Regions from separate parts of the Homo sapiens genome. Here all the other regions are linked to region 3. A link is a loop called in an ENCODE intact Hi-C map of the cell type or tissue named here. Cell type or tissue: GM12878. All regions are shown on one strand. Each heading gives the region's core, and the rest is flanking DNA. Links, peaks and the distances in the headings are about the cores only. Region 1 overlaps CFAP299 (cilia and flagella associated protein 299). Region 2 overlaps CFAP299 (cilia and flagella associated protein 299). Region 3 overlaps CFAP299 (cilia and flagella associated protein 299).

Region 1 (10,922 bases), core at 1,733-9,732, 270 kb after region 3:
ATTATGTATAAAATGTACATATGTATGTGTACATATGCATGTCTAATTATACCCCTATATAGATGTTCTATTTTCTGCTCATTTCTCATTAGGATTGTGTATACTTGTTCAAGAAAATATTTGCATCTTTTATCTGGCTAGTATGTTGGGACCATCAGTACATCATACAGCTCCGAGAAGTATAATGAGGGTTAATCTAAATATACATGCTTAGGGCCCCCCAGGAAAGCACGTAATGAAGTGAGACGAGCATTGTCTGAGTGTCAGGAGTCCTGGCTGCCCCAACTTAGCTACTAACTTGCATTGGGAACTTGGGAAAGTCACTTTTCCTCACTCAGTTTGTTTTTTTTCATCTGTAAAATAAAGTTGGGACTAGATGATCTCTACAGCCCTTTCAGTTTGGGGGTATTATTTATGTATATATGCATATTTATAATACATAATATATACTTATATGTATAAAAATTACACATATAAAAGTACACGCGTGTATATAAAAGTTTATATGTATATACAAAACTTTATAGTTCTTTTGAAGTCTTTTATATGAAGTATTAGCATACACAGCCAATAAGTTCAGCTTCAAAAATTATCTATTTTGCATATTTTGGAGCAAACAGAAGGCCTGGGATCACAAGGAAGAGTCACATGGGCCTGCTTCCAGTCCTAGGCACCATAGATACACAGGTGAAACTTTACAGTTGAGTTGGGAAGACAGAAGCAAAAACTTACATGGAAACAGCCTGTGATACAATTAAATGTAATATTTGTTAAATTTTTAGGTGAAGTTAATGCTCAGACATCTGAGGTTATATTGACCAGTTGAGAGGAGAGAGTTCTGTTTTCTTAGAGTGAGTTAGTAACTGAGTATTAATATAGGAAAGTAGGGTCAATTACCTATTCCTAAAAGCTGAAGGAATGAACGGAGGTGAGAGTGACTGCCCCTGCAAGGTATAATACTTTGAAGGAGGTATTGAGGGCCAGAAGCCCATTTCACTCTTGGGCCACAATCAATAATGTGGTTACTTTTAATAGAAGTGCCTCAATTTCTCTGAAAGGGCTTGCAGAGGTTGCTGAATGAAATAGGGAAGGATCCTATTTAGAAGTAATTTATAAATTACTTCTTAACTATCTTGCTAAAAGTATCAAGATGTATGCCTAAGCAGGGCATGGTGGTTCACACCTGGGATCCCAGCTACTTGGAAGGCTGAGTAAAGGAGGATCACTTGAACCCAGGAGGAGTTTGAGGCTGCAGTGAGCTATGATCATGCCACTGAACTCCAGCCTGGGTGACAAAGCAAGACCTTGCTTCTGAAAAAAAAAAAGAAAGAAAGATGCCTGCAAGCCTACCTTAGAGTGAATCGATGATGTAAGCTTTCTAATCCAAAGTAGATACACTACAATAAAGTATTAAAATATTTTTAAAGCTTTACTTTGTAAATAAGTATGACTTCCAACAACCCATTTCTTATACATAGACACAAATATTAGAAAAAGTAAATACATTGTTATTTACTTTGCACTTGTACAAGTTAACTTCCATATCACTGTTTACCTAGCCAATGAACAATATTTGACCAGTAGATAGCCGGCGATTTCTAAATTCTGCACTCTGATTGTTTGCAGTTCCCTAAGCTCAAATCAGAGTTCCTAAAGTCTACTAAACTAATTTGCTCAGACTAGTAAATATTAGCAGCTGTAGTTCTCAATATTAGTCAAAAGTTAGTGGCTGCATAGAGGGCCATAAAGAGTTAATGTAATAAAATATAGAAATTTTCAAATAAAATACATCATTAAAATATGAATGAAGTTTTAAGACATGTTACCACTGAGGAAATCCATAATATCACATGGTATTTAACATATAATTAGCTGATAAACATTTAAGTGTATCTGTGAAAAAATGGGAAACCAGGAGCTATAATTAAATATAATAATTTACAATGTTTTGGTGTAAATGCAACCAAAGGTGTCTCTTGTATGTTGACATTAAAATTGTGTTTTTCTCTGCTGTTCAGATACCATTTCAAAACATTTCAACTTCAAACAACATTTAAACAACATGTGTAAGCATTGTTTTTACAAAATGTTTAATAAATGAGATTAATTCATTGAAATTCAAGACTTGTAACCACATTCAGAAAGAGCCATATTGCAAGCAATTGTTAGTACTTAATCTGTCAACTTAAGAAACAAAAGAGGGAAAGGAATGAAAAAGCATTGTCCCAAGTCTTCTAATTTCTCTGTCAACCAAACTACATTAACTTTGCTCCCAACCTTTTAGGAGGCAGGCAGGCCTCTGACTACACCCGCCGCACATGCTGCCCCCGCAGAGTGCCTGCTCTTGGTGCTTTCCCGCCTTGCAAATCAAATCCGAGCCATCTTCTCTAACGACAGTATTTGTGATGCCTATTAGATCAAGAGCTCCTTTTCAATAGAAGTGCCTTAGTTTAAAGTTAGTGCCTCACCACTAGTATGGACTGTTTGTCATCTCCATTAAATATACAGCTATGGGGATCAAGGTCATTATTAGTCACACAAATTCACCTCTTAGGACACTTTCAGGAACATATTTTCTATTTGTTTTGAATCACTCCTTGAAGACTTAAAATATTCTAAGTAGCCGTTAATTTTAATCAAAACTGTTTCCATTAGGATAGAAAAAAATAGCATTATTTCAGTGCAAACTGACAACATTCTGTTGGAGTAAATATCACTTGAAAATAGGTGACTTGTTATGTATACAGAAATGAAAAGGGGAATACAAAACTGGAAGTGTCCTTAACAGACAAAGCAGGTGCTCACAAACTACAGTTCCAAATAACAAAACCCAACTTTATACTAATTGGAAAACAATAATAATACATTAAATAAACTGGAGAAAATGAATCAAACATGTGCCTGCCTGCCTTTCTGTAGCAAAGGTATAAGGAATAGCGAAGAGTTATCAGAGTTATAAACTGAAGAGAGATGTATGTTTTCTCCATCATTTTTGTCTCAGCTAACAGTGTTTTGGTCAAGCATTAGTCTTTGCAAGTACAAATGAATTGTGAAATACAGTCAGTTGTAGAGCAGGACCATCTTAAAGTGCACAGGGAAATGATGTTAAACTGAAAGGCAGTGGGTTTCAAACTTTAATGAGCCTAAGCCTGAATACCAGATGACCTAATTCACTGGTCAGCTTTCTACAAAATCAACATAGGTGATTCTGATGCAAGTGACAGATGGACTGCATTTTGTAGAACACTGCTATGTGGTATGCATGCATAGCAATAAAACATAAAAGTCAGCTGAAATTTTGGTGAAGGAGATAGGTTCAGGGAGGAAAAAGTGTTTCTATTTGTCTTAATTGACATTATGCATGTAACCTAGATCTGAAGAGATAATGAAAGAAATAAAGTAATTTTTGTTTATAATAAATTGAGTTGAATGATTTAAATCTATTTGAATTAACATACGTACTACATCAGTTTTAGAGTTAAATCATTCAGTAAAATAATGTATTAATTATCCTTAGAAAATGAGAGGTTCCACAAAAGATGTGACACCAAAAACTTCAGGTGTCAAAGCTCTGTATATTTTAGCATTTCTATGGACTCTTTCTAAAATGAATTTTCTACTTCCTGCACAAACCAAATATACTAGAAAATATTTAAACTGGTATAGGTGACTTATGACATTTACCACTGAGTTAAGATAAAATATCTTGAGTTAATATCTCAAATCTGCCACTTACTAGCCTTGGGGAAATTGCATAGCTCCCCATGCCTTGCTTACTTATTTGTGAAATAAGTTGCATATCTCATGTAGGATTATGGGGAATCAAATGTGTAAATGCATATGAAAGAGCCTCATAACATGTCCAGCACTTCATCATTACTTTTCCTTTCTGTCCTAGGCTGTTAGTCTTGCAATTCTCACTGCTATACTTGGTTCTTTCAGCTTAATGTTTTTTATCTTTAGAAGGTGACTAAAACAGACAATCAAACTTGTTAAGAACCACGTGCTAAATGAAAGTGAGTGCCCAAGGCCACAATATTAGGGTTTGAACTACTTAATTAATTTAAAACTATGTACCTAATTCAGAGTTCAAAGGCATTCTGAGCTACTTAATTAATTTCAAACTATGTACTTAATTCAGAGTTGAGGGTGTTAAGTTCAATCTCTATTTAAGGTGTGAGTATTATTGAAATAGTTTAAATTAAACCACAGAAAATTATTTAATAAAAGGATAGTTTGGGTAAACAAATAGGGACAATTCACCTTCTCAAATCATTTTATACAGTTACAGAGATTTCACAAAACATAATGTTAAATAATAGTAATTCATTTTCAGCCCTATATATGGATGGGATGTTTCTGCAAATGATGTTAATAGTTGATTAGGCTTGAAATAGATACTACAGATTTTGTCTCAAACTCTAATAATATGTCAGAACCCATTTGATAGAAAAAAACTCTAATGATAAATGTGTAATCATTTCCAGAGAAATTAAATCAGCATTGTGCTTTGAGATAATTTTTTTTAGTTTAGTGACAAATTGAGGCAATCTATCCCTCTCACTGAGTTTTAGGGTCTGTTTTTCAGTTTACTATTTTATTTTTCTCCTGAAGAGGAAGGAGATAAGAAAAGACAGAATGTAAGAAATGGGGTATAAAAATAGAGAAATTATATACTTCCTTTGTGTTCTGGAAAAAATAAAACACGATGGTTTGCTAATAATTGTGGGAGGTTATGTGTTTGTATGGATTCTTTGCAGTATCACTAATCTACAAAAAAAAAATGGCACATACTGTCCCTATAAGGGATAAAATAAAACAAAACAACAAAGCTTTAGAGCATGACCATCATCGACGATTTGTGAATTTCACACAGCATTTATTCATTAATCTGGTTCAGCATTAGAAAATTTACAAAAATATTTGCCCTCATAATCAGGTATATCAAGCCAAATACACTTGTACTTGAAGAATTCTCTGCTTGGGACAGTGTATGGTGTAGGCTGTAATGACACAATTCAGTTATTCTTGAGTCAAGACCTACAATAGTGAGTGACAGGGTTTTCAGGTAACATATTCAGTCTTCCAGCTCCCATTTCATCCTTCAGTTAACAGGGAGTTAAGAGCCGAATCCTCAAAACGTCCAAGAGAACTCAAAAGAGTTTGCTCAGTGGAGTTCAAATATCAGGCTAAAAGCAAATTGCAATTTTGATTTGAACCCTGCTTCCTACAAGTGTCCCAATGCAGGTGTGGTCTGGATTTGATAAAACATTAACTTTGTTCTCTATGTAAATAAAATGGTGGCTACACAGGTGCACCTGCTGTATGGTATTATGGGCAACCACAAAGTTATCAGAGTGTAACTTAGAAAAAATAAACAGAACAAGTGTGCTAAAGGGCACATTTAGATTGCCGTTGTAGATTGTGTATACAGTTAAATCATTCTGTCAAATAAGTTTAATGTAGTTATTGAATATAATGTATAGTTCACATGGAAGCTAATTTGCCCAGCATTCCCACATGTCCCCTGATTTAGTGAATATTTTAAAACTTTGCTCAACAATTACATAACAGGAAGGTATCTAAAAGTGGAGAAAGAAAAAAACATGGTGTTAAAATGTGGAATAAGCTATGCTTCCTTTTAATATCTTTTGTGAAAAGACAGAATGATGGAGAGCACTGAGAACATTTATTACTGACAGGTGTAATTTCACCCCTACTTGAAAGGCCATGACTTTAAAAGGAGATGAAAGCTTCCAGCTGATGAATGAGGGAAGAAAAGTCTGACAGGAATAACATGACTGTCTCAAGGGAATTGAGTCATGTGGTCCTGCGGTTTACCATTTGGCCATGAAGTTACAAAGATTTACAGTGTGCTCTAAAGGGGTTTGGAACCCGTTTATTTGCACTTACTTTTGGAGGGCTGATAGAACAACTTAAAGAAACTTACAGGGTGACCAGCTCATCACCCAACTAATAATAGCACAATGGTTATCAGCCACCCAGAGCAATATAACCATGACTGATGAAACCCTCCTACAACTAAGTTGGAGGGCTGATAACAAGATTTGAGATAGCCATCTGGGTATAAAAGAGCCTTTATTATTATCATTGAATAGAATCGATGGGTTTGCATCTAGAAAGGAACTTTGTAGATTTTATGGTATCAGAAATAATGTCCCAAAGGACTTTTTAGCTTTAGGTCCATTTTGATGAAAACTTTTTTTAAAAAGTTCTTTAAATGGCACTAACTAAACTAATATACATTCTGTACTATTATTTTTAAGGTGCTGAGCTAAGAAACTGAATTTCAGAAAATTAAGGTTGTAAAATAGAGAAGATAAAGTATGAATTACTATAACCTGAGAAAGAATGTGACAGTGACCTAGGAAAGACAGAAGATAGAATGGGAGACAAAAATGAGAAGTGGCTATTTCTCTGTAGGTACTAAATTTGCATACCGTTTTGTTAGATTTTGCTCTTGCTTTCTTAAATGTGAATATTTTTACCACTTCAGTACTAAGTCCAGGTTAGGGGTTGGGGGACACTGGAAGTGCTGCTGGGTTCAGCAATATTCACTCCAGGGAAATCAGTGTGCTGTCTTCTAAGAACAGAGAGCAGACTCTCATTTCTGTCCACACTTCACTAGTGTCATTTTTTTTAGAGCATTTATCAAATTAAAAGGATTATTAAAGTGATCAGAAAGAAGAGACACAAGGAGGAACCAGAATCTCTTCAATTAATAAATTACTTAGAACTACCTTATAAAGCATAAAAATAAAATAAGTAAGCAAATTCTCTGCAAATCTATAGACACTAATAAGCATTATTCAGCCTTTTTAAAAGTCTTTAAAAACATCCTGTGGGTAAAATTATGCCCAGATATAATCTGGATAAGGATAGGCCTATTAAAGTGCATTTGGTTGGTTCAAACATAGTCTAGAATTTTTAGCTTCTTTTCACTCTATCATTTTGAGGGTCATTTATAGACTATTCAAACACAATTATTATTTTCCTGGACAAAATTCATTAGTAGGCACAGGAATATGAGCACAAAAACTTATAGAATATAGCATATAAACATGCAAATATAGACAAACTATGTATTACTAGAGAACTACCAAAACAGTTACACATAAAATAGCAATTTTAAGAAATTCCACAAATGTTAAATAAACAAAAAATAGGAAAAGTGGTACACATTAATTGTGCCATGAAAAAAATCATATGTTCCATTATTACTTTGGCCTTTTATAAATATAAACAAGAAATAAAAAATAACATTAACGTTGATTACTCTGGACTACTTAAAATTATATGATATTAAATAAATATTCTGTTGATAAAAATCCAACATAAAGAGACATATCTAAATAACCTTTACACTTTAATAAATAAACCCTATAAACCAACCTTGAAACATTTCAAAAAATATATCCTTCTTCTACCAAATAGCTTCCTTCTCTCACTGCATAGTTTCCTACCTTGGAAATATTTGTAGGAACAGCATGACATAGTTATCAAGATTCTTTAGCATAACTAAATAATATCACAGAAAGAAGCTCCTAATAACTGGGAATATTATTTTGACTTAACTGGAAGTTTTGCTAGTGTAATTACACACAAGGCAATATTCCTGTTTACAAAGTCACATTATTTAACCCAACATATACTTATTTTTTTAAAGCATTTTACATTTCTGAACACAGGAAAGTACTCAAGTAGCAAATATATGTATACTAAAGCCCTTGGAAACTTTTCCAAAAAATTCATCCATACATTCCTTTATATTGAGTTATAACCTTGACTTAACAGTCTCAAACACTATGTGAATATAAAATACCCAATAAAATAAAGTTAAATGTAGGCAATCTCAAGTTATTTTTAGAATTGTATTTTATCATGAAATGTTTTCATCTAACATTTTCTTTATTCTTCTCCTTTTAATCATCCCCTCTTTCTCTGTGCACATACACACACACACACACACACACACACACATGCATCGTGTAAGCTTTACCCAGTTTTACACAAGAATTCTAACCCATTTCTGACCCTTAACATGATTATTCTGTTTCTAACTCTATTATTACTCATTAAACCTCCTGGCTTCATCCCATTGGTAACATCTGCTTTCTATCAATGCCAAAGACAACAGGTTCTTTAAACAAACTTTCTTTAAAAAATAAGATTTTAAAATATAAGAGTTGTATGGATTTTTTAAGTGAAAACCTAAGTTCCTTCATTAAATCTACAATGCGCTTTTTTTCAAAATGAGAGCCATTTACCCTAAAAAAATTCTGGAAAATATCAACATCTGTACATTGCAATAAAAGCACTACTTGTGACTGTCATTCATCAAGCTGGTGAGTAATTCGGAAAACAGTAGCAATAGCCCTTGGAGTGGAGTATATATGTAGGATGAAGCCAAAATGTTTTTCTAACTTGTAAAGGAAACTTTTCCATAAGCAGTACTTACTGCCAGTTGCTTCTTCAAGATATGAGCAGCATCAGTCTCCTGTTGATTTAGCTTAAACAAATTAAAAGGGGAAATCCAACTGAGGTGTATTCCACATGTTAACAAATCTCCTATCTAAAGTATAGCTTGAACCCCACCCTCTGGTACTGTTGGAATCAGTTATCTATTTCCTAATTACTTAGTCTCGACAACACTTGTGAATGGTAAAAAAAAATTAGATAGCTCATATCTCTAACATGAATATCCCCATATATTATAACTGTACAGATAAGTATGTGTGTATATATACACACACATATATTTGTATATAAAATTGTAAAGTAGTAAAATTGAAAAAGAAACTTTGGCTACGAAATGCTTTCTAAATGTCTCCACTACACTACATTCTAATCTAAAATAAAATTAGGCAAAACTACTTCATGTAACCTTCACATTGTTACAATACATAGGCTCCCAGTTCAATGTAATTTCCAAGTTGGCCCCACTATGAAAGATTCATGACCATAATTACATTTCTATTCCCACAGCATTAAGAAATGGAAAGCAAGTATTTCACCTTTGCAGTGACACATTTCCCAGTTCTCCTTGCACAACTTAAATTATAATACAAGCCCTCGAAACAATCCTTTTTATTCTGAATCATGCCCTTCCAACACACATAGCTTTCAGTCTGCAGCCAGAAGCTGAGCGATCACTGTCGACTTCTTTGACTTTATGGAAAATAACACAATGTTTCTCTGGTTTCTGAAGTAGGAAAATGTTGAATTCTTATATCTTGGTGTTTTCTCTTTTTTTTCTGTCTTACAATTCATTTTTTCCCTAATTCTCTAATGTTTACAGCTCTAACCCCTGGCGTCATCACCTTCTTGCCTCCCTCATTTCCTCCCTTCTCCATTCCTTGTTCTTTTTCTTACTTTCTCTCTCTCATGGTCTCTCTCTGTCTCACTGATGTCTCTTCCACTTTCTCTGTTTCTCCACCCTCTACTTTTTGCTTTTAAGAAAGGCAGAGCATCTCGATATCCTTATGAAGTAGAGAATACATGAACCAACAAGACTCTATAGTACTTATTGTTTCTTGTCTATCTAAGGAGATAGATACCGAGAAAAATTTCAGGTGCGATGAAGAAGTTTAGGGTATCACAGGACCATACAATAAAAATATTATTTAATATTCTATTTGCTATACTCTTCCTGAGAAAGTAATACTCCAGCTGCCCTCTGAAAGACATAAAATGTTCACAATAGAAAATTGGTAAGAAAATTTGATCATAATCTTGACTAGAAGGTCCCTGTCCTCTTTCACTCATGTAAGGAACCACTGTTCCCTAAAAACTAGCCTACCTGACTTTCTTTTCTTCTTCCTTCCTCTCTCCCTTCCTTCCTTCTGCAAACATTACTGAATGCATCAAAGACAAGAAAAGTCAAATGATGATTATATCAAAGTTATTATCCCAATTTAAATGCAAAAGTAGCCTGCTGGAAATTTATCTTACAGGAAATCACTCACAAAAGAAAAATAAAAATCTTAGTTTTTTTATCCGTGAAATTTTTTTTTAAAAAGCATATAATTTAGAGTGTAGATTTAAAAATTATGGCATACCCATACAATGAAATATTATTCAACCTTTAAAAAGACTGAAGCACATTTGTATGAACTTATATCACAAACTAATTCAGGTATGTTGTTATATGAAAAGAGCAAGCCATGGAAGAGCACGTGTAGAGTCTAATACCATTATTTCTAATATGGAAAAGGAGTTATGTGTTTATATCTTTAAGAAACAAATGTACATCTCTTTGTATCTATATACCTATTACTGTAGCTATGGCTACATATCTTTTTTTTAAAAAAACAGATTCTCGCTCTGTTGCCCAGGCTGGAGTGCAATGGCAGGGTCTTGGCACACTGCAACCTCTGCTTCCCAGGTTCAAGCGATTCTCCTGCCTCAGCCCCCCGAGTAGCTGGGATTACAGGCGCCTGCCACCATCCCAGCTAATTTTTTATATTTTTAGTAGAGACGGGGTTTCACCATGTTGGCTAGGCTGGTTTCGAACTCCTGACCTTGTGATCCACCCGCCTTGGCCTCCCAAAGCACTGGGATTACAAGCGTGAGCCACCACGCCCAGCCTAGCTATGGCTATATACCTTTGTACATACTATACTCAGAGTATTTCTGAAAAGACTTATAAGAGACTCTTGGAGAAAGGGACATATGATTGGAGAATGAGGTTTTCACTTTTACAATACATACCACCACTGACTTGTTTGCCCACACCTTTATTAATTTTAAAAATGTATTCATCAGCTACAATAGTTAAGAGCTTCATTGACTCTTCAGACAGCAAGTGATGTGGCCTCTCATAGGAATGCAAAAGAAAGGCAAGCTGGTCCCTATTGCCCTAAGAGGACTTTCATGGTCAGGCAGAAGCTGTCCTACCCCAA
Region 2 (10,922 bases), core at 1,189-9,188, 510 kb after region 3:
CCAACCTCTACAGCTTCTGTCTTATGGCTACTATAACCAGTGGAATGAATCTCAGTGGAGAAGAAATCAGAGATGTTTATATAATAGTGGAGCAGAGATGATTTTGAAGCAAAGGACGAGAAAGCTAGGAGAATGAAGAATCGACTCTATCCCCCCGACCCTGCCCCACATCATCACCTTGGATACCAACCCAGTAAATGTTGAAATGGGTGCCTCTAGTTGGTATAGTTTTTGGAGAAAAAAGGGCCTTAGTGAAGGAACAGGTACAAATTAAGACAAAGAAGTAAAGAAAATAATTTGTGAATAAGGGGAGTTTATCATAAGATTGAGGCAAAATGGATGTGTTCACTCACACCACTCTTTGCCTGATTAACTCTAATTGAGCCTTTAAGAATCAATTTAGTGGTCAAACATTAAGAAGAACTTTTCTTATTCTTCACGTCCCCTCACAAATCTTGACTTTGTATTACTTCAAAATGTTGCCACAGTACTTACGATTGCATTTATCATCTTCCATTGCAATTGTCTTTTTGAACTGAAATTTAAATCACATACTATAAATTCACACTTTTAAGGTGCACAAGTCAATAGATTTTAGTATATTTACAAAGTTATGCAATTATCACCAATGTCTATTTACACATATTATCACACCAAGAAGAAACCTCATATTCATTAGCAGTCATTGTCCAATCTCCCTTCCATCCAGTCCTTGGAAACCATGAATCTACTTGTCTCTATAGATTTACTGATACTGGACATTTTATATAAATGGTATCATGCAGTAAGTAGTCTTTTTTTTCTAGCCTCCTTTGCTTACCCTAATGTGTTAAGGTTTTTCATGTTGTTGCATGTAACACTACTTTATACCTTTTGATGACTGAATAGTATTTTATTACACTTAGGTACCAAATTTTTTATCCATTCATCAGTTGATGGGTTGGACAATTTCTACCTTTTAACTACTATGAATAATACTGCTACTGACATTTGTATATGAGTTTTTAAGTGGACTTAGGTTTTTCAATTCCCTTGAATATGTGTTTGGTAGAATTGCTGGGTCATATAGTAACTCTACGTTGAATTTTTTGAAGACCTGCCAAACTGTTTTCCATTTTCCATTCCCACCAACAATGTAATGCCTTTCATTTCTCTAGTCTTCAAGCTTCTTGAGGGTGAGAACTAAGTCTTGTTTTCTATTGTATTCCCAGAGCCTACAGCACAGAGCCTAATGCACTATGGTTGTCTAATTTGTGAAAGACTGAATAGAAGCCCAAAATATTTTTTTAGCATTTTTGCCTTCTTCTTGAACATCCCTAATCAAAATATACCTTCCTGATATCTTTAACTTTCATCTCTCCAGACTTTTTCCCCTGTGAAGCTATTGTGAGTAATTAACATACTCCTAGATACCAGCACTTCTCGAAATAGGTGCTCTATGATTGCTAGACCAAAGAATTGTGACCTACTTGGAGTTGCTCACCTGCATATTAAAGAAGTTAATGTAAGATGATCTGATAGTGGAACCAAGTGTTTCCAAGTTGCCAGCTGGCTGGCAGTCAGATGTTCATGCATATTTTCAAAGTGATCCTCCAACAAATATAGGCACAGGACATATTTGGCTCTAGGACACCATCTGCTGGCCCTGCTGTCAACAACACTAAATGAACCTGGAAGGGAATGGACTACCACATGGGGCAAAAGGCAACATATGGTACCCATCCCATTACAAAGGCAACCAGAGAAGATCTGCAGATGAAAGGGCCTTCAAATTCTAGCAGCTCTGAATGGGGATTAGTCTCCCAAAACTGGCTCATAAGTAGCCTGATGACTTCCAGCTCTGACCAGTTAAAGAGACTATTGCATAGAGGAAATACCTACTTTGATCCTCAAACACAAAATGGACATGTGATGTCAATAGAACTTAGACTTTAAACATGAATAACTCGTCTTGATATGAAATAGCTTATATCACTCATAAAATTGCATGTGAATTTACAGGAATTCCTTGTAAAATCTCACAAAAATATTTCCACTTCTGCTTCTGACTGATAGACATTGACTGATTCTCACAAAAAGAAAAGACTCTCCCTGATGTTTTACATAAGACACATTTCAAACATTACATTGTACACAGAAAACTAGCCTCATTTCAATTTTCCAAGAATAGAAGTTGATAGTGAATAACTATGTTCGGTAAATTCCTGAGATTTTATATAAATTACCTGTGATAAGCAGAATGCCCCTTTCTCACATTAATGGGATTAAGGATATCCATTCTCTAATCTTAAGAACTGTGAATATGTTGCATTACATACCAAAAGGTCCTTTGCTTCATGAACAGACACTTTTCAAAAGAAGACATACATGCGGCCAACAAACATATAAGAAAAAGCTCAACGTCACTGATCATTAGAGAAAGGCAAATCAAAACCACAATGAGATACCATCTCATGCCAGTCAGAATGGTGATTATTAAAAAGTCAAAAAACAACAGATGTTGGCAAGGTTGTGGAGAAAAAGGAACACTTTTACACTGTTGGTGGGAGTGTAAATTATTCAACCATTGTTTGCCAATTCTTCAAAGACCTAGAGACAGAAATAGCATTTGACCCAGTAATTCCAACACTGAGTATATACCCAAAGGAATATAAATCATTCTATTATAAAGATACATGCATGTACATGTTCATTGCAGCACTGTTCACAATAACAAAGACATGAATCAACCCAAATGCTCATCAATGATAGACTGAAAAAAGAAAATATGGTACATATATACCATGGAATACTATGCAGCCATAAAAAGAATGAGATGATGTCCTTTGCAGGAACATGGATGGAGCTGGAAGCCGTTTTCCTCAGCAAACTTACACAGGAGCAGAAAACCAAACACTGCATGTTCTCACCTCCAAGCGGGAGCTGAATGATGAGAACACATAGACAGGACACATGGAGGGGAATGACACACAGTGAGCCTGTCAAAGTGGGGCTTGGTTGAAGCAAGAGCATCAGGAAGAATAGCTAATAGATGCTGGGCTTAATACCTAGGTGATGGGATGACCTGTGCAACAAACCACCATGGCACATGTTTACCTATAACAAACCTGCACATCCTGCACACATACCCCTGAACTTAAAATAAAAGTTGAAGAAATAACAAACAAAGGGCCTTTGCTGATGATATAATAAATATTATTGACTTTAAAACAGGGAGATTATCCTGGATCATTAGATGGGCACAGTGTAATCACATAAGTCCTTAAAAGGAGAGATATTTCTTGGACCAGAGTCAGGAAAGAACCTTCTGAAGAGGAAGTTGGAGAAATCTGAAGGGTAAAAGGGTCTTGACCCACTGTTGCTGGAGGGAGTGGGAAAGCTTAAAAAGAAACATGAACAGCTTCTAGGAGCAAAGACCAGCCCCCAAATGACAACCAAGGAACTGGAGAACTCAGCCGTATAATCATAAGGAATTGAATTTGGCCAACCAAACTGAACATGGAGGCAGTTGCATCCTCAGAACCTCAAGACAAGAATGCCATCCAGCCTACACCAGGATTTCAACCTTGTGATATACTATACAGAGGGCTTGGCCGAGCCACACTGTATGGACAGAACAATGAACAAAGAAATGTGTGTGTGTGTGTGTGTGTGTGTGTGTTTTGAGACGGAGTCTCGCTCTGTTGCCCAGGCTGGAGTGCAGTGGCGCGATCTTGGCTCACTGCAAGCTCCGCCTCCCGGGTTCACGTCATTCTCCTGCCTCAGCCTCCTGAGTAACTGGGACTACAGGCTCCCACCACCACGCCAGCTAATTTTTTGTATTTTTAGTAGAGACAGGGTTTTGCTGTGTTAGCCAGGATGGTCTTGATCTCCTGACCTCTTGATCTGCCCGCCTCTGCCTCCCAAAGTACTGGGATTACAGGCGTGAGCCACCACGCCTGGCCAGAAATGTGTTATTTTAAGTCATCAAATTTGTAATAACGTGTTATGGCAGCAATAGAAAACTAATATATTCCCAAATATCAGTATGTTAAACTTCAGTATACTATGGTTCTGAAACACAATTACCATTAGAATGGCCACTTCTAATTGCATATTCCCAAGACCAAAGCACATTCCACTACCAAATGTTATTGTTTATAATGTGTACATGGGAAGTTTATGCTCATAATTACTGGGTAATTTTAAAGATGTTATCCAATGATAGTATACTGATTTCTAAGTAATTATCCTCCCCAACATTTATACTTTAATGATCCACTTTTAAAAATGAAATAGGTTATTAATTTGTCAACTAGTTAGGTCTTTATAAAATTGCCTTACAAGTTTGATGCAGTTCACTTTAGGAATATATCTCTTTCATCATATGTTTTAACATATTTCATTACATTTATGTTTAATATAACCACATATTATATACTAACATATATAAATTAGGCATATAAACAAAAGTTAGTGATTAAAAAGTTGAATGAATTAATGCTTAGAAAAATGTGAGAACATAAATGATACTAAAGATTTACAGACCTCAAAGTACAAAGAATTCTAAGGCAAAAGTCATTCATATTTTTAGTATATAAATGTATAAAACCAATAATATCAAGTTACTTTTTAACAAGACTTTATTGGTATGATGACCATATTTTGGTATGTATATTTCAAATTAGTAGCTTGAAGTTGCATGTGGCTTTAGTGCAAGCATATTACAGTTGCTTCAGTTCCTCATCTGCAGAACAAATGCTTAGGATATTCCAAGTTTTACCTGCTCCACCCAGTGCTTCTAAATTAAACAATGCAAACGAAATTGAATTACTCCAGAGGTCTAGAATATAACATAAAATCTGGATTTGGAACATGGACACTTACTTTTGCTGAGCTCTTTCAGCCAGTCTTGCAATCTCTATAGCCGCTTTCCTTGCTTCAAAATCTTCCCTTTTCACTCTCTCTCCAGTCCCTCGGTAGCCTAGCTCCACCAACTGGCGGGCCAGGGTTTCATCCTAGAGAGAAAATCAGTTGTTAGGTGAGTGGGCAAATGAGACATACTATTTTTACTTACTTACTTATATCTTACATCTGCAATGTATACCAAGCAATTGCTTTAAATGAAAAATTAAATGTATTTAAAAACTAGACATGATCTATTAGATATAAAAAAACTAGAATTTTTCTAATAATACATTTATACACATCTGATTTGGTCTTCCCTTTCCCATATATTTAAGATGAAAAAAAAATGTCAATTGCTAATTTTTCTCTAAGGGATTAGAGGACAAAAGTCTGTTGTGTTTTTAATCAATTTATGAGAACAGCTGTAGGTAATTAATAGAGTATCTTTAAAACAATAAAAATAGAGACAATGGTACTCATACACAAAAGACATTTTAAAAACCAATGGCAAAAAAAAAAAAGAACCAAGCTGCTTTGAGAGAGCTCATTGTTTTAGAGCCTTACTTCCTTGAAGTCAATTAACCGATGGCACAGAATATTATAACTTCAAATACAAAATAAAGAGGAGCAGATGAATTTCTTACTTAACTATGAAGATTGTTTCCATATAATGTTGGTACCAATAAAAACAGAAAAGTAGAAACCCAGATCACCACAAAAAAATTTCAAATTGAAAAAAAAAAAAACTTCCCAGTATTTTAGGCCTTACACTTTTCTTACTTTAAGAATTATCGCATACATCTTTGTCAGTTGCATGGTATACTTAAAAAAATTGTTTCCCCATGATTTGACAAGGTACCATTTTTCATAAAGTTATTAGTATAAAGATTAAAGTATTCAACAACAGTATTTATATATTAATAGTGGCCATTATCATTTTAATTAAAAATAAAATATCTAAAACATAGTGAAAACAGAATCTATTTTATTATTATGAAGACTTAATTACTATATCGCTGTTGAATGCAAGAACTGTCTAACAGTTAAAGGAGAAAACTTAAGATGTCTAGTTAACAGTCTATTCAAACCATAGTGGTTAAAGTTGTAAGTATTCAAACAAAATAAAAAATTATATACTGTAAGCCTAGAAACCTGCCACTTTTATAATCATTAAAAACAAATACTAAACTCCACAAAGCAATGTGTATACATTTGCCAAATGATTACAATGCAAAGCAACAGGTCTTGGAAGGCCCAAGGCTATTATTCTTGTTTCTGAGACACTCCCTTGTTTAATAGATTTCTCTATTCCAGTATCCTTTAGTGTGAACCACAAAACTGAGCAAATATCTCCACCTAGTGGAATTAATCTTTAATAGAAATACCAATGCAGATTTGGGGATTAATTTACAAAAGTGAGATCATTTGAGTAAGAATTTTCTTAAATACATTACTGAAAGTGAATTTGTAGAAAGGACTTCAGCTCAGTGAGGTTGTGGGACTCTTCTGTAGGAATATAAATTCCTTGTGGTCAAACATAGAATTTTGCATAATAAAGATTACTTACAATTTGCTATATTTATTTTGAATACTGAGTGAATTTTGTATCCCTGTGTGCTTTACCTGGGTTACACAAAATCATTTGGATAATTCTGGACTCACCAATGCTAAACTATTTTGCAAGAAATGGCATGATCTATTGAGAAAATAAACTGAAAGTCGATATTGATTGCCTCACTTACCATTATCATACCCTAAACTGATGGAATCATGAGTCATCTGTCCATTATGACAACGTATTTCTTGCATGTCTTGAAATATCCTAGTTAAGAGCAAAGCTACTAGCCCAAAGGAAGTACAATGCCCAAGGTTATCTGAGGAATCTGAGCCTTGCTTGGGGGATTTGGCTTAAAATGGAATCTTGACTTGCATATTCGAACACAACTTTTTCCCAACCCCCAAAATAATGTATGTAAGGGCCACAAAGAAAGACAAAGTCTCAGTGACAAACTCTAAGGCTTGGCAGGTCTCAAACAGAATCCAGAAGAATTTTCCACCAAATATAAGGTAGATGGACTTGAATTGGAAAATAAAATCTACAGGTCCACTGGAAAGTTTGTTTTTTAAAAATTCCATATCCTTTTTACATTATCTGCCCTAGGATTCAGAAACTTGAAACCTATAACAATCAGAAGGCTAGTGGCTGGCCACTTACCTATCAACTAAATGAGTGTTACTAAGTTCATTTTATCTATTTCTACTTACAATAGTAATACATTATTGTTGTGGAAAACCTAAAGATATACGACAAACATATCATCCACATCATATATCACTATGATCTTATCACTCAGAGATAATCACTGACATCTTGGGGTATAGGCTGTCAATCCTTGCTCCTGACGTGTGTGGGTGTGTTGGATTTCTTTAAACAAAAGTAGTATCATGACTCCTGCTTGCAGAGCAGAGAGAAGGCACCTAGACGTGTACCCACCAGCATACCTTCCTCAAGCCAATACCGCCTCCAGCACAGTCTTCAGGAGGGGCTCACTCCCCCTCCAGCTGCATTGCCTCTGTCACTGTGGTGAGTGCCTGCAGAGAGGCAGGCACCTCAGCACCTGCTACCACTCTGCTGTGGTTGCCAAACCTCACCCTCCTCCCCCAGTTCAGTGGATTCCAAACCTCAAGGAGCAAGAGAATAAAGTCAGGGGCCAATACAAGTCCCCCAGACTTAGAGCACACAGTCCAGGAGTTGGCAGTTAAGCACTGGCCCCCTAAAATCTCCCAGAAATGAAGCCAGTCAGCTGGATCCACTTTATACCATAGCCAAACCCTCAAAGTCATCAAATAGGATAAAAGAAAAATAAAACCCATTCCAAGGTCAGAAACCTCAAAAATTGAAAGTACATAAGCCCACAAGGGTGTGAAAGAATCAGCACAAGAATGATGAAAACTTAAAAAGCCAGAGTGCCTTCTTTCCTCTTAATGACCACATCACTTCTCCAGCAAGGGTTGTGAACAGGACTGAGATGGCGGAAATGACAGAAATAGAATTCAGAATACGGATAGGAACAAAGATAATTGAAGTTACAGAAGTATATTGAAACCCAATGCACAGAAGCTAAAAATCATGATAAAACAATGCAGGTGCTGACAGACAAAGTAGACAGTAGAGAAAAGAATGTAACTAACCTGATTGAGCTGAAACACACAATATGAGAATTTCATTATGTAATCACAAGTATTAATAGCAGAATAGACCAAGTGCAGGGAAGAATCTCAGAGCTTGAAAACTGGCTTTCTGAAATAAGACAGTCAGACAAGAATAGAGAGAAAAGAATGGAAAGGAATTAACAAAACCTCTGAGAAATCTAGGATTGGGTAAAGAGATGGAATCTATGGACTCATTGGTGTCCCTGAAAGAGATGGGGAGAATGGAAGCAACTTGGAAAATGTATTTCAGGATATCATCAAAGAAATTCTCCAATCTAGATAGAGGGGACAATTTTAAAATTCAGAAAATGCAGAGAACCCCAGTAAGGTACTTCACAAGAAGATCATCTCCAAGATACATAATCATCAGATTCTCCAAGATTAAAATGAAAGAAAAACTGTTAAGGGCAGCTAGAGAGAAGCGTCAGATCACCTATAAAGGTAAATCTATCAGACTAACAGCAGACCTTTCAGCAGAAACTCTACAAGCCAGAAAAGATTGGGGGCCAATATTCAACATTCTTAAAGAAAAGAAAATCCAAACCAGAATTTCATATTTGGCCAAACCAAGCTTCATAAACAAAGGAGAAATAAGATCCTTTTCAGACAAGCAGATGCTGACGGAATTTGTTACAACCAGACCTGATTTATAAAAGCTCCTAAAGGAAGCAATAAATATGGAAAGGAAAGACCATTACCAGCCACTACAAAAACACACTGAAGTACACAGACTAGTGACACTATGAAGCAACAACATAAACAAGTCTGCAAAATAACTAGCTAAAACTGTGGTGACAGGATCAAATCCACACATATCAATACTAACTCTGAATGTAAATGGGCTAAAAGGTCCGATTAGAAGACATAGAGTGGCAAGCCAGATAAAGAACAAAAACTCATTGCTGTCTTCAAGAGATCAATCTCACAAGCAATTACACACATAGGCTCAAAATAAAGGAATGGAGAAAAATCTACCAGCAAATGGAAAATAGAAAAAAGCAGGGGTTGCAATCATAGTTTCTGACAAAACAGACTCTAAACCAACAAAGATTAAAAAAAGACAAAGAAGGGCATTAAGTAATGGGAAAGAGTTCAACAAGATTTAACTATCCGAAATATATGTGCACACAAGACAGGCGCACCCAGATTCACAAAGCAAGTTCTTAGAGACCTTCAAAGAGACTTAGACTCCCACACAATAATAGTGGGAGATTTTAACACCCTATGACAATATTAAACAGATCATCGAGACAGAAAATTATCAAAGATATTCAGGACCCAAACTCAGCATTAAATCAAGTGGAACTGATAAATATCTACTCTCTACCCCAAAATAACAGAACGTATGTTCTTCTCACTGCCACCTGTCACATATTCTGAAATCGACCACATAATGAGAAGTAAAACACTCCTCAGCAAATGCAAAATAACTGAAATTATAACAAACAATATCTTGGACCAAAGCACAATCAAACTAGAAATCAAAACTAAAAAATTCAATCAAAACCATAAATTACAGGAAAACTGAATAATCTGCTCCTGAATGACTTTTCAGTAAATAATGAAATTAAGGCAGACATCAAGAAGCTCTTTAAAACTAAAGAGAACAAAGGTACAATATGCTAGAATCTCTGGGACACAACTAAGACAGTGTCAAGAGGGAAATTTATAGCACTAAATGCCCATATCAAAAAGTTGGAAAAATTTAAAGTTAACAACCTAATATTACAATTAAAAGAACAAGAGGATCAAGAGAAAACAAATCCCAAAGCAAGCTAGCAGAAGACAAGAAATAACCAAAATTAGAACTGAATTGAAGGAGATTGAGACACACAAAAAAAATTCAAAAGATCAACAAATACAGAAGCTGGGTTTCTTGAAAAAATTGATAAAATAGGCCACTAGCTAGACTAATGAAGAAGAAAAGAGAGAAGGTTCAAATAAACACAATCAGAAACAACAGGGGGATAAAACCACCAACCCCAGATAAATATAAACAAACATCAGAGAATATTATGAACACCTCTATGCACATAAACTAGAAAATCTAGATGAAATGGGTAAATTAATGGACAAATAAACACTCCCCAGACTGAACCAGGAAGAACTTGAATCCTTGAACAGACCAATAATGAGTTCTGAAATTGAGTCAGTAATAAATAGCCTACCAACCAAAAAAGCCCAGGATCAGATTAATTCACAGCTGAATTCTACCAGATGTACAAAGAAGAGCTGGTACCATTCATGCTGAAACTATTCCAAAAAATTGAAGAGGGGAGAGTTCTCCCTAACTCATCCCACAAGGCCAGCATCATTCTGATACCAAAACCTGGCAGAGATACCACATTAAAAGAAAACTTCAGGCAAATATCACTGATGAACATTCATGCAAAAATCCTCAATAAAATACTGACAAACCGAATCCAGCAGCACATCAAAAGCTTATCCACCACAATCAAGTTGGCTTCATCCTTGGGACGCAAGGTTGGTTCAACATATGTAAATCAATAAACATAATTCATCACATAAACAGAACTAAAGACAAAAAACCACATGATTATTTCAATAGTATGCAGAAAAGACCTTGGATAAAATTCAACATCCCTTCATGTTAAAAATTCTCAATAAACCAGGTATTGAAGGAACATACCTTGAAACAATAAAATCCATTTATGACAAACCCACAGCCAATATCATACTGAATGGGCAAAAGCTGGAAGCATACCCCTTGAAAACTGGCACAAGACAAGGATGTCCTCTCTCACCACTCCTATTTAACATAGCATTGGAAGTTCTGGCCAGGGCAACCAAGCAAGAGAAAG
Region 3 (10,922 bases), core at 1,363-9,362:
ATCTCCATTTATCTTGGGTTAGTTACTAAAAAATTGTTTTCTTATTTAAATTTTGTTATGTTTTCTTAATTCTTCATATTCCTTGTAGGTTTACTTTGTTGTCTGTACATTTAAAGAAGCAGATACCTCTTCCAAGCTTTATGTACTAGTCCAGACTCAGAGAGGCATACACACTGGTCAATAGTGCCTAATATGAGGCAAGATAGAGGCCAACTCAACAAGGAGCACACTGTAAGGCTGGAAACTTACTGGAAACTTTCTTCCCCCTGGAGGAAAAGCCTCAGTTCTGTGCTTTTTCCAATTTTATAGAGCAGTGCCAGCTATAAGACGATGTTTGTCTCCTTTCTTTGTTGCATACCTTTCCAGGGATTGAGCTCTGCTGGTTATTCAGTGCTTGTTATGATGCAAGATAGAAACTGGCTCCATGGAGGGCACTCTGAGTTGCAGGAGATAAGGCCCCTTCACTTCTTTCTGTCTTTTCTGGAGGAAGAACCTCTGTTATGCACCTTATTTCCAATCTCACAGAGCTGTTAGGGGCTGCCCTCCCCTTTCCTTGGAACTGGGCTCTGCCAGTCCTTCAGCATTTAGTATGAGATGAGAAAGAACCTCACTCCATAGAGGGTTCTGAAATGCCTGCAATAGAATTCCCTTCACTTTCTTCCTTTCCTCCTAGAGATACAACCTCAGTTCTGTGCCTTTTCCTTATCTTGAATAGCAATGCTGGCTGTGAGGGAATTCTCTTCTCTTTCCTTTATTTCTAGTTGTTTAGAGGACTGGCATCTACAGGTGGTTCAGTGCTCAGTACGAGGCCAAAAAGAATCCAGCTGCAAGAAGGGCACCCTGCAAAGGCAGGAGGCTAGGTGGCCAGGCACACACTGCAATCTCACTTTCCCCACTATAGGAGAAATCATGTACTAAGGCAAGCTTCTCAGTGTTAAACTAAGATTGTTTTGGGGAAGAACCCACATGGATAAAGTAAAATTTCATCTTTTTAAAATTTTAATTTAATTTAATTTTATTTTATTTTATTTTATTTTATTTTTTGAGACGGAGTCTCGCTCTGTCACCTAGCCTGGAGTACGGTGGTGTGATCTTGGCGCACTGCAACCTCCGCCTCCTGGGTTCAAGTGATTCTCCTGCCTCAGCCTCCCAAGTAGCTGAGACTACAGGCACCCACCACCACATCTGGCTAATTTTTTTTTAGTAGAGATGGAATTTCACCATATTGGCCAGGCTGGTCTCAAATTCCTGACCTTGTGATCTGCTCGCCTCGGCCTCCCAAAGTGCTGGGATTACAGGCGTGAGCCACTACACCTGGACGATTATATTTCTTAACCGCATTCTGAATTTCTCCTCAAAATATTTTGGTACTAATACTGTTGTTATATTGACATTTTTTTTTTCTGGAGAAATAAAAGCTATGGCTTTCTACTTTTCTGTCTTGCTGACATTCCCCCACCTTCTCTCAAAGCAATAATTCTTATTTAAATGAACTCATTTCATGTATTTATACAAAAGGCATTCAAGAAGACTTCCTAATTTGGAGGTGTTTTCATGAACTTCAAGCCATTTCCATCCTCTCTTCCCTCCTTCCTTTCTTGTTTGAATAGATTCTCTCCCCCCCTTTCTCCCCGCTTCCCTCCTCCTGTTTCTCCTTTCTTTCCTCATTTCTTTTTCCCATTCTTCATTTTTTATGTTCATTTTCTGAACTTTCTTGACAGTGCATCACAGTCAAAGGACTTTGGTACTCAGTTTATCCTGGAATTTAAACAATAGAATCCCAAAGGTCTGACTTTGTAGACCTCCAAATGCATGAATGATAGTAAAGACAGATTATAGGAAATAATAAGAAGGTATGTAGGCATTCTGACTGACTTGACTTTTCATGCTTAGACTCATTTATCACTTTATTTATTTGAATATAAGAAATGGAGGAAAAGGTTGAATTCTGTGTTATGACTAGAGAAGCCGAACAACTTTAATAAGTGCCATTAACCCATTTCATTAAATTTTGGCACAGTGGTGCATACACATGTTAACAGATTGTAAAGTATGTTCATTAATTAAAATTACACATCTTGAGGGCTTATCTGCTTCACTCACACTCTTTAAAAATAATATGTAAAAAATAAATAAAAATTAAACATAAATTTCGATTGAAAGTAAAAATGCCGAGTGTTAAAAACAAATGAAAATACAGAGATGAGATTTTTAGATCCAAGTAACCAACAAGTTAACATTATACTGTCACTTCTACAGCTAAATTAACATGTAATTCTTCTAATGTGTAATGGTCAGGCAATCAAAGAATAGATAAATATACAGCATGCTGGAATGTTAAAAAAAAATTGGACTAGGGATTAGGAGACCTAAGATCTAGTCCCATTTTTGTTACATCTACCCTGTTGTCCATAAGCAAGCTAATTATTTCTCTCTTCATTTGTGGGGTTTGTACTTAAGCATCTCTAGATTTTAGATTTCCAATTATCACTAGACTTATAGGGCTACTGAAGTTGCTAATGTTGGACCACTGCACAAATTCTTCCTGAAATATACTGAGTTACATGTACTCCAAGAATAGGAACTGATATTTCCTGATGCCCCAGAGGGTGAAATGTGTCCCCTGAAGCATCATTTACCTTAGTGATTTTATTGTGTGGTGCCCATGGAAATGTTATCTAAAGAATAATGATCATGGTGCATCCTTATTTCTTTTATTAACCCAAATGATACAGTCATCATAAGAGATGAGATAGGGAAGCTATAGGACAGTAGAAATATTTATTTAATGTCCTCAAGTTTATTTTTGCCACATAAAATAAAATTAAGTTTTCCATGGAAATAATGGGTTTGAAAATTTGTGACATGACCTGACAAACTATCTCTGATAAGACAATATCTCAAGGAAAATGATTCTGAGTTCTAAACAATAAACAATTTAATTTTGGTGCATAGCTTATTTCTACATTGAAAGTTGTGTACAATTCCTGCAAGCTCCACTTACAGCTTTAACTCTACTTAAATTCTGTTTTCACAAGTACTATCCTTTCTTCTAATTTAGAAAATTAAATGAAAATAACTGTGGAAAGCAAAGTTAATTTGCTACTAATATACTTTCTTGTAAAATGTAAATTTTAAAGAAAAAAACAGAAAAACAAGTAGGCTTACATAAATACACAAAAGTTATTTCATACTAGTTTAGGTATTAAATTTTGTTAAAAAAGGAAAATATATCTTTTTAGAGGAATGATATAGCAAGTCTTCTTTAACCAACAGGTCAAACTGAGCATCACTGATAATGAGACAACTTGACATTAGGTGCTTCCTGATATGATGCAATATGTAATGGAGAAGTTCTTGTCTAAAAGAAATATTTATACTGAACAAAATGAAGCCTTTAGAGTTATCTCCCAGTATAAAGAAAATACACAGATAAGAGAAATGAGTCAGATATTACCACAAGGAAACAATCAGACAAGTTCAGAATGTGGAACAATCTAAAAGACAAGGGTCCTGTGTTTTTAAAACGTCAATGTCATCACAAAGAAAAGAATATTTGGCTGGGAAGTATGGAGAGAGGTGCTCTTTTAAAGAAAAGGACAGTAAAGAGACACAAGCAATGTAATTTTTATACATTGAATGATGATTCACACAAGTAGCTATAATACATTTTGGACATACTTAAGAAAATTTAAATATGAGCTAAACATTAGATGACAGTAGAAAATAATTATGAATTTTTATCTAAAATAATGGTGATGTTATGTAGGAGGATGTCCTTATACTCATGAGACGCAAGATGAAATATTTTAAGGTGAAATCTGTAAGCTACTTTCAAATAGTACAAACATAGACACAAATAAACACACACCAAAATACCAAAAGAGAATTGAAGCAAGTTTGGAAAAATGTTAACAATTGTTTTGTCTAGGTTGTGAGTATATTAGCCTTCATTGTACTATTCTTTGAACTTTTCCAAAACTTAAAAAAAATTAATAATAAAAAGTTGAAAAAGTTGCACAAAAATTTGAATGTATTTAATGTCACTCAACTGTACACTTTAAACGGTTAAACTGAAATTTTATGTTGTGTATTTTTGACCAAAAATTTTAAAAAGTTGGAAAAAATCTTATGTAGAGTAATCCTGTCTTAACCACAGTCAGTGTCAATAAACTAGAGGTTTTGTGAGATCTCTAATTATTCACTTAAGGTTTATCCAGAGACACAATCTTCAAGGAAACACATTCTAGACAACTAAAGAAACTACCAAGTGATTGCTCTGGGATTCTGACTTTTTCTTTTAAAGCAATGGACCAAACTGTGCATGAATAATTTCTGTCATTAGATGACACAGACAGATACTCTAGTAAGGATTCAGTAGGAATTGTTAGTCCTAGTTTATGGGTTATATGCACAGTATATGGCTTTTGGGATCTCTGCTCTATTTCTGAATTTTCCATGAGAGACAGTACTTAATATTTAGCTTGGAATAAAGAGAAGCTAAAATGAGTTAAGTATTGGAAAATTAAATTTATCTGTAAAAGAATTCCAAGTAGATATTACAAAATTTTTTTGAACCACAGTTCAGAGGATATGAGTAGATTCTAAAAGTATCCTGGGACATAACTGAGGTTCAACAAGTCAGGGCCAATGTTTCCCTAAAGACTTTTAGGCTGAAACCACAATTACAGGTCACTTTTAATTCTGTTCAGAGCTCTTCCACACACAAAGCTGTGGGGACACTATAATTCTTACTCACAGTGACTGAAAATGAAAGCCTGGTTAAGTACAAAGGGGTGTTTTCTGCCAAGCTCAATGAAAGAAGGAAGTGGCAAGGGTGGGTACAGGATGGCCAAAATTTCCTAGTCTTAACTGTGGACAGCAGGATTGCTTAAAGTTCTGAAAAATATTCCTAAATTAGGTCTTGTCACAGGAGACACACTTCTGACAAAAAAAAATATGACCTGGGAAGGATTGGGATATGGATTTGAGGTCAAAAGTGACATCTTTACATGTCAAAGTCTTAAATGGAATAATGTACTGAATTAAAAAAAATAATGGCAGTGATCTCTGTTTGGTCCTGGATTTCTGGTTGTACATATGTATGTGTCTGTATATAACTTTGGTTAAGCCAGCTAACACTTTAATGATACAGGTTTTTTAAGTGTTAAAATGTGAAAAAGGTCTTGTATTAGTCCATTATTATATTGCTATAAGGAAACACCCAAGACTGGGAAGTTTATAAAGAAAAGAGGTCTAATTAACTTACAGTTCCACATGGCTGGGGAGGCCTCAGGAAACTTACAATCATGGCAGAAGGCACCTCTTCCCAGGAAAGCAGGAGAGAGAATGAGTGCCAGCAGGGGAAATGCCAGTTGCTTATAAAACCATCAGATCTTGTGAGAACTCACTCACTATCCTGAGAACAGTATGGAGAAAACTGCCCCCATGATTCAATTACCTTCCATCAGGTCCCTCCCGTGACATGTGAGGATTATATGGATTACAATTCAAGATGAGATTTGGGTGGTGACACAGCCAAACCATATCAGGTCCCTAACCTATAAGGTTGTTGTAAAGAGAAAATGAAATATTATATATAATATAATATTTATAAATGTAATATATAATATTTATATATAATATGTAATATATAAATTATTTAGTACAGTGCTTTAGTTATTAATTAGTACTATGCACAGTAAGTGCTCAGTTAACATCATCATTGTTTTTAAATCATCATCATAATCATCTCAGACTGACGCAGTTCAACCTTGTAACCACGGTATGGAACAACCTGAGGGAGACCAAGGGCTGAAATAAACTCACACGTAGTGGGTGAGCAAAGAATATCATGACTAGGCTAACAGAAAATATGACCTCTAGAATCTAAGATAGCAGTTTAAACCAGAAGTCACAAACTCAAATGCCTAAAAGAAGCTAGCAGGTACTATGCATGAGTAACTCAAGGGTGATGGTGGTATCACTATATGTGGTTAGTGAAGTCTGTGTTAATCTAGTAAAAATATGCCCCATCTGAGGAAGCAGCTGCAGTTTAATTCTGGATGACAGTTGAGATGAGAGATCTTTTTTTTTTTTTTTTTTGAGACAGAGTTTCACTCTTTTTGCCCAGGCTGGAGTGCAATGGCGCGATCTTGGCTCACCGCAACCTCCGCCTCCCAGGTTCAAGCGATTCTCCTGCCTCAGCCTCCCAAGTAGCTGGGATTACAGGCACCTGCCACCATGGCCAGCTAATTTTTTTTTGTATTTTTAGTAGAGACGGGGTTTCACCATGTTGGCCAGGGTGGTCTCGAACTCTTGACCTTGTGATCCACCCGCCTCGGCCTCCCAAAGTGCTGGGATTACAGGCGTGAGCCACCGCGCCCGGCAAGATGAGAGATCTTATAAGTTTAAAGAAAATTTCAAGTCCAAGATATTTTGTGGGAAATTTTTTGTTTCTGAAACATTGACACAATTTTACATACAATTGTGCAGGCCAAATAAACAATTCTGCAGGCAGATCTGGTCCAATGACTAATTGCTGATCTCTGGTTTCTGGCTTTTTACATCATACCTATCTAAGATTAGTACTGGTTCTAAAGATTGGGGTGAGATTGAGCCTCTGGGTTGGGGACAAGTAGACCAGAAGAGTGTTGCTTAATGGAGATATAATACGATATGAGCCAGCAATGTGAACCACAGATGTATTTTTGAATTTTCTAGTAGTCGCATTAAAAACAAATAAAAAGAAATAGGTAAAATTATTTTAATAATGTATTTTATAACTCAAAATATCTATCACATTATTATTTTAACATGAAATAATAATTACTAATAAGACATTTTATATTTTTATGAGAAGTCTTCAGAATCAAGTGTGCATTTTACACTCACAGTACATCTTAATTCAAGGTTAACCATACATCAAGTACTCGGTGGCCATATGCGGGTAGTAGCTACCCTACTAGAGAGCACCAGTCTAGGGCATGCTTCTCAAAATTTAATATTGCTATGGTTTGAATGTGTCCCCTCCAAAATTTATGTTAAAACTGGTGTATTAAGTGGTAGGGCTTTTGGAAAGTGATTAAGTCATGATACTTCTGCCTCAGAAATGGATTAGTGCCTTATAAAGAAATTGGAGGGAACTAGTTTAAGCCCTTTTCTGGCACCATCTTGGAAGCAGAAAGGAGGCCTCACCAAATGGCAATTCTGCCAGCACCTTGGTCTTGGATTTTCCAGCCTCCAAAACCATGATAAATAAATTTCTATTGTTTATAAATTACACAGTCTGTGGTATTTTGTTATAGCAGCACAAACTAAGACAAATAAGCATATGGAAATATTGAGGATCATGTTAATATACTAATTCTAACTCAGTGGTTGGAAGAGAACCTGAGATGCTTCACTGTGGGTTCATGGACTATACTTTGCGTATCAAGGAGCTAGGTAGTTGCGGCAAGTCTCCTTTAGTTAGTAGGTTTTCGCTCAAAGTATTTCCCCCTCTTTCAAATTCAGTGAATATCTGCTGAACAGACTAAACTAATATTCTAATGAACAATCACCATATTCGAATTTGGAAAAGCATTAATAACTTTAAAAATAGGCAATATTTTAATACTATTTGTAGAAACCCTGGGTTCATTTACTGCTTTATTTTTTCCTTTTTAAACTTGAGAATCAGCCAATATGTTACCAGAATGCTTTCAGAAGAATGCACTTAAGCACAGGATAAGTGCATATAATTCTAACTTCAGGGGCTTGGAACGTTAAACATTTTAATAAAACAGACAATGGGACTTCAAGGGAAATTTGACAATAATACCTTTCAAAGCTTTAGTATTTAAGGTCATTTTCTGGTCAAGGGTATGAATATTTCATGGAAGCTCTAAAAAGAAACACAAAGAAAAGTTTTTCATTTCCTCTTGATTATCCTATCTGAGGGATGGGTAGAGCTCTATAGGCAAGCCTTAGATCTTTGTTCAACACATGCATAAACATGGAAATGTATGCAAATATATGCGGAGCTTATAAGTGATTCTACATGGTACAGTTGTCCTTGGGATATAAAAGCTTAAACCAGGAATAGTGTTCTAGAGGTGAACAGTGAATTAGAATGCTGAAGAACTTGTCCTGTCTCATCAGTGTTTCACTTATGAACTTTAGTAAGTGGTTTACTCTTTATCTTTTCCTCTCTCTGATGGTAAGAATAATGCTTGTCATGCCCATATCAACAGGGAAGTGTGAAGGAACTTGAAATTGTAACCTGCTATCCACTTATAATTACTCACAAGTGTGTCAAAAAGAAAGTACTGAATCTTAAAGACATAGTTAAGATGGAAGCTGAATTGAAAAGATTGCCAGTTTGGTCAGGGCCCTTTCTACTGCTACATTTCATAATAGTAGCAGCTGTCTATTGACATTTATATTTTCCACAGTAAAAATGCAAGACCAGATTCTAATCATAGCCACAAAATGTTTGTCTCTGCATAGAATAAAAGACCATGCTAAAAGGTAAGGATATAGAGACTTTATGAAATATTTAATTTTAAATTTTGGCTTTAGTTCTGAATCAAACTAAGTATGGAACTTCATACACCTAAGGGACTTTTTCCCCTAATAACAACTGCCTAACTACCATATGCTATATTAATACTGGGCAGTTAAAGATATAAAATCAAAAGCAAAACTATAATATCCTATAAGACAGTATATTTATGACTTCCAAAAAGGATGGGGTTTATTAAACAAAATACAAAAGCACAAACTGCAGAGGTAAAGTTTAAAATGCATTAAGATGACTATCAGAACTTCTGATTTCTGACCATCAAAATCAATGAAAAAAAAAAAAGAAGAAGAACTACACACAGAGAGATGATATTTTGAAATACACATAAGAGGCAAAGGATTAATCAATATCCAAAAATAAATAAAACGAATCTTATAATTTGCAAGAAAAAGAATAGCTCACTTGAAATAACAGGGAAAAATCTTAATAGGTACTTCACAGAAAGAAAATCTGAACAGCCAATAAAAGATACCCAATCTAATAAATAATCAAGTAAATAAAAATGAAAACCACATTGAGAGATCATTTATAACTCACTACAGTGGGAAAGAACAGTTTGTTAATATCTTGTGTTGGTGAGGATGAGGGATAACCAGATCACTTATGCAGTATTTCTCATGGATACAAAATGATACAACTACTCTGAAAAATAATTTGGTATAATCTCTACACTCTTTTGTGTTTCTGGCTTCAAATTTTCTATAAATGAAAAAAATATTTATTTTGTATTTCTGCAGGAATTTATTTCAAGGTAACCAAATAAGTGATAAGGAAAAGTTTTTCTCTATAGAAGAATTCAAGTTAAAAAATTCAGGATAAATAATATAATTATAGATTCACCATTATTCAACCCTTAGTAAAAACATTTAGGTAGCTTTCAATAATAGATGCTAACACCATTGGGTGAAATTTTATGGAAAATCTTGTAATGAAGTAATTAGACTGACACCACTTGAACCTACTGATCGAGCTCAGGAGATCTAAAACTGGGGCGATAGTCAGTACAGAGCATCACATATTAAAATTTCTTACTTAGAAAAAAATTATACTGCATTTAATCAAATCAGTTTATAGGGAATAGAGGAACATAGATAGTAGAATAAACAGCACGATTTTACTGGATCAGTAAAATCCAGAATGTGAGACATTTGAGGACAATGTTTATCAGGACCTGGTTTCTCCAACAAATCAATAGCGTAGAAGATAAAAAGAATGAGGGGGACTGTTGTAAAAAAAAAAAAAAGCATGCAAGAGGTCAAGATATAGTAAGACAAAACACAAAATCACTTGAATTTTGACTGGTCAAACAAACTATAAAAAATAAATTAGACAGTCAATTAAATGTTATTAAGGGTGAAAATGAAATGTGAACTAGGTATTAGATGACATTAAGGAAAGTATTTTGTTAGGTATGATAATGCCAAGATGTTTTCTTTAAAAATGGTATCAGATAAAGATCCATGCTGAAGTGTTTGCAGGTGAAATGAGATATCTTAAATTTGCTTTAACAAAACAAAGCTGCTAAGATAATAGAATTCAGTGTTTTTAATAAATTATTAGTTATAAAGGTGGTGATGAAAAACAAGAGGTCTAGGATAACATCTGGATTTTGCCTTTGGTTTCAAGGGTGATGCCATTTGCCAAGACAGGTGACACAGAAGCAATAGCAGGCTTCAGGAATTAAAATGAATTTAATTTTGAACATAAGTTTTAAGAATCATAAAGGACTCAATTGAGTTTGGAAACCATAAGTTATTAGCACAGCAATCCACAGTTTTGTGAAATTTCCTAAAATTTCCTTCAGCAGTACCCAGTGGGGTAGCTACAAGTGCAGTGAAAAAAATGTGTGGATCGATTGACTTTGGAATGTTAGTAGGTCAGATACAACCAAAAATCAAAAAGACATGGGCAATGGGCATTACTGCAAGAGAGAAGTTAAATGAAATGTTATCCTAGGTAGGACAGGAAAGAGCTAAGTCCATTACAGTGGAGATGGGAGTCAGGCTCGGTGGCTGACGCCTGTAATCCCAGCACTTTGGGAGGCTGAGGCCGGTGGATCACCTGAGGTCAGGAGTTTGAGACCAGCTTGACCAATATGGTGGAACCCTGTCTCTACTAAAAATACAAAAAGTATCCAGACGTGGTGGTATGTGCCTGTAGTCCCAGCTGCATGGGAGGCTGAGACAAGAGAATTGCTTGAACCCGTGAGGTGGAAGTAGCAGTGATCCAAGATTGCACCATTGCACTCCAGCCTGGGCGACAGAGCGAGACTCCATCTCAAAAACAAACAAATCAAAAAAAGGTGATGGATAAGGAAGTCTTCAGATAATATCAGTAAGGGTGGATAGAGGATAAC

The links. Hi-C counts contacts between places; a loop is a spot of excess contacts. Peaks named below come from ENCODE experiments on the same cell type or tissue, not always from the same donor. Only the 100,000 strongest peaks of a DNase experiment are listed, where the experiment ranks them.
Region 1: it touches region 3 in a loop (3-fold over the local background); 3 of 110 quality-filtered maps call a loop at or near these places.
Region 2: a loop joins it to region 3, with 2.7 times the contacts of the local background. A loop is called at or near these places in 2 of 110 quality-filtered maps.

What each region holds. Positions count from the first base shown.
Region 1 is chr4:80,605,941-80,616,862 of GRCh38, reverse strand. All of the region lies in intron 3 of CFAP299 (cilia and flagella associated protein 299), which reads right to left. Among named protein-coding and RNA genes, the nearest start is that of CFAP299, 280 kb to the right of the region's middle. In GM12878, for the core only: no CTCF peak of the experiment used is centred there; DNase peaks (open chromatin) are centred at 5,322 and 5,832.
Region 2 is chr4:80,356,829-80,367,750 of GRCh38, reverse strand. It overlaps CFAP299 (cilia and flagella associated protein 299), which reads right to left. Exons shown (of 6, transcript NM_152770.3): 2 at 4,867-4,997. Among named protein-coding and RNA genes, the nearest start is that of CFAP299, 27 kb to the right of the region's middle. In GM12878, for the core only: CTCF peaks have their summits at 1,637 (motif pointing left) and 4,972 (motif pointing left); DNase peaks (open chromatin) are centred at 1,590 and 4,924.
Region 3 is chr4:80,870,848-80,881,769 of GRCh38, reverse strand. The region is part of intron 4 of CFAP299 (cilia and flagella associated protein 299); the gene reads right to left. Among named protein-coding and RNA genes, the nearest start is that of BMP3, 150 kb to the left of the region's middle. In GM12878, for the core only: no CTCF peak of the experiment used is centred there; DNase peaks (open chromatin) are centred at 4,769 and 5,939; H3K27ac peaks cover 2,114 bases.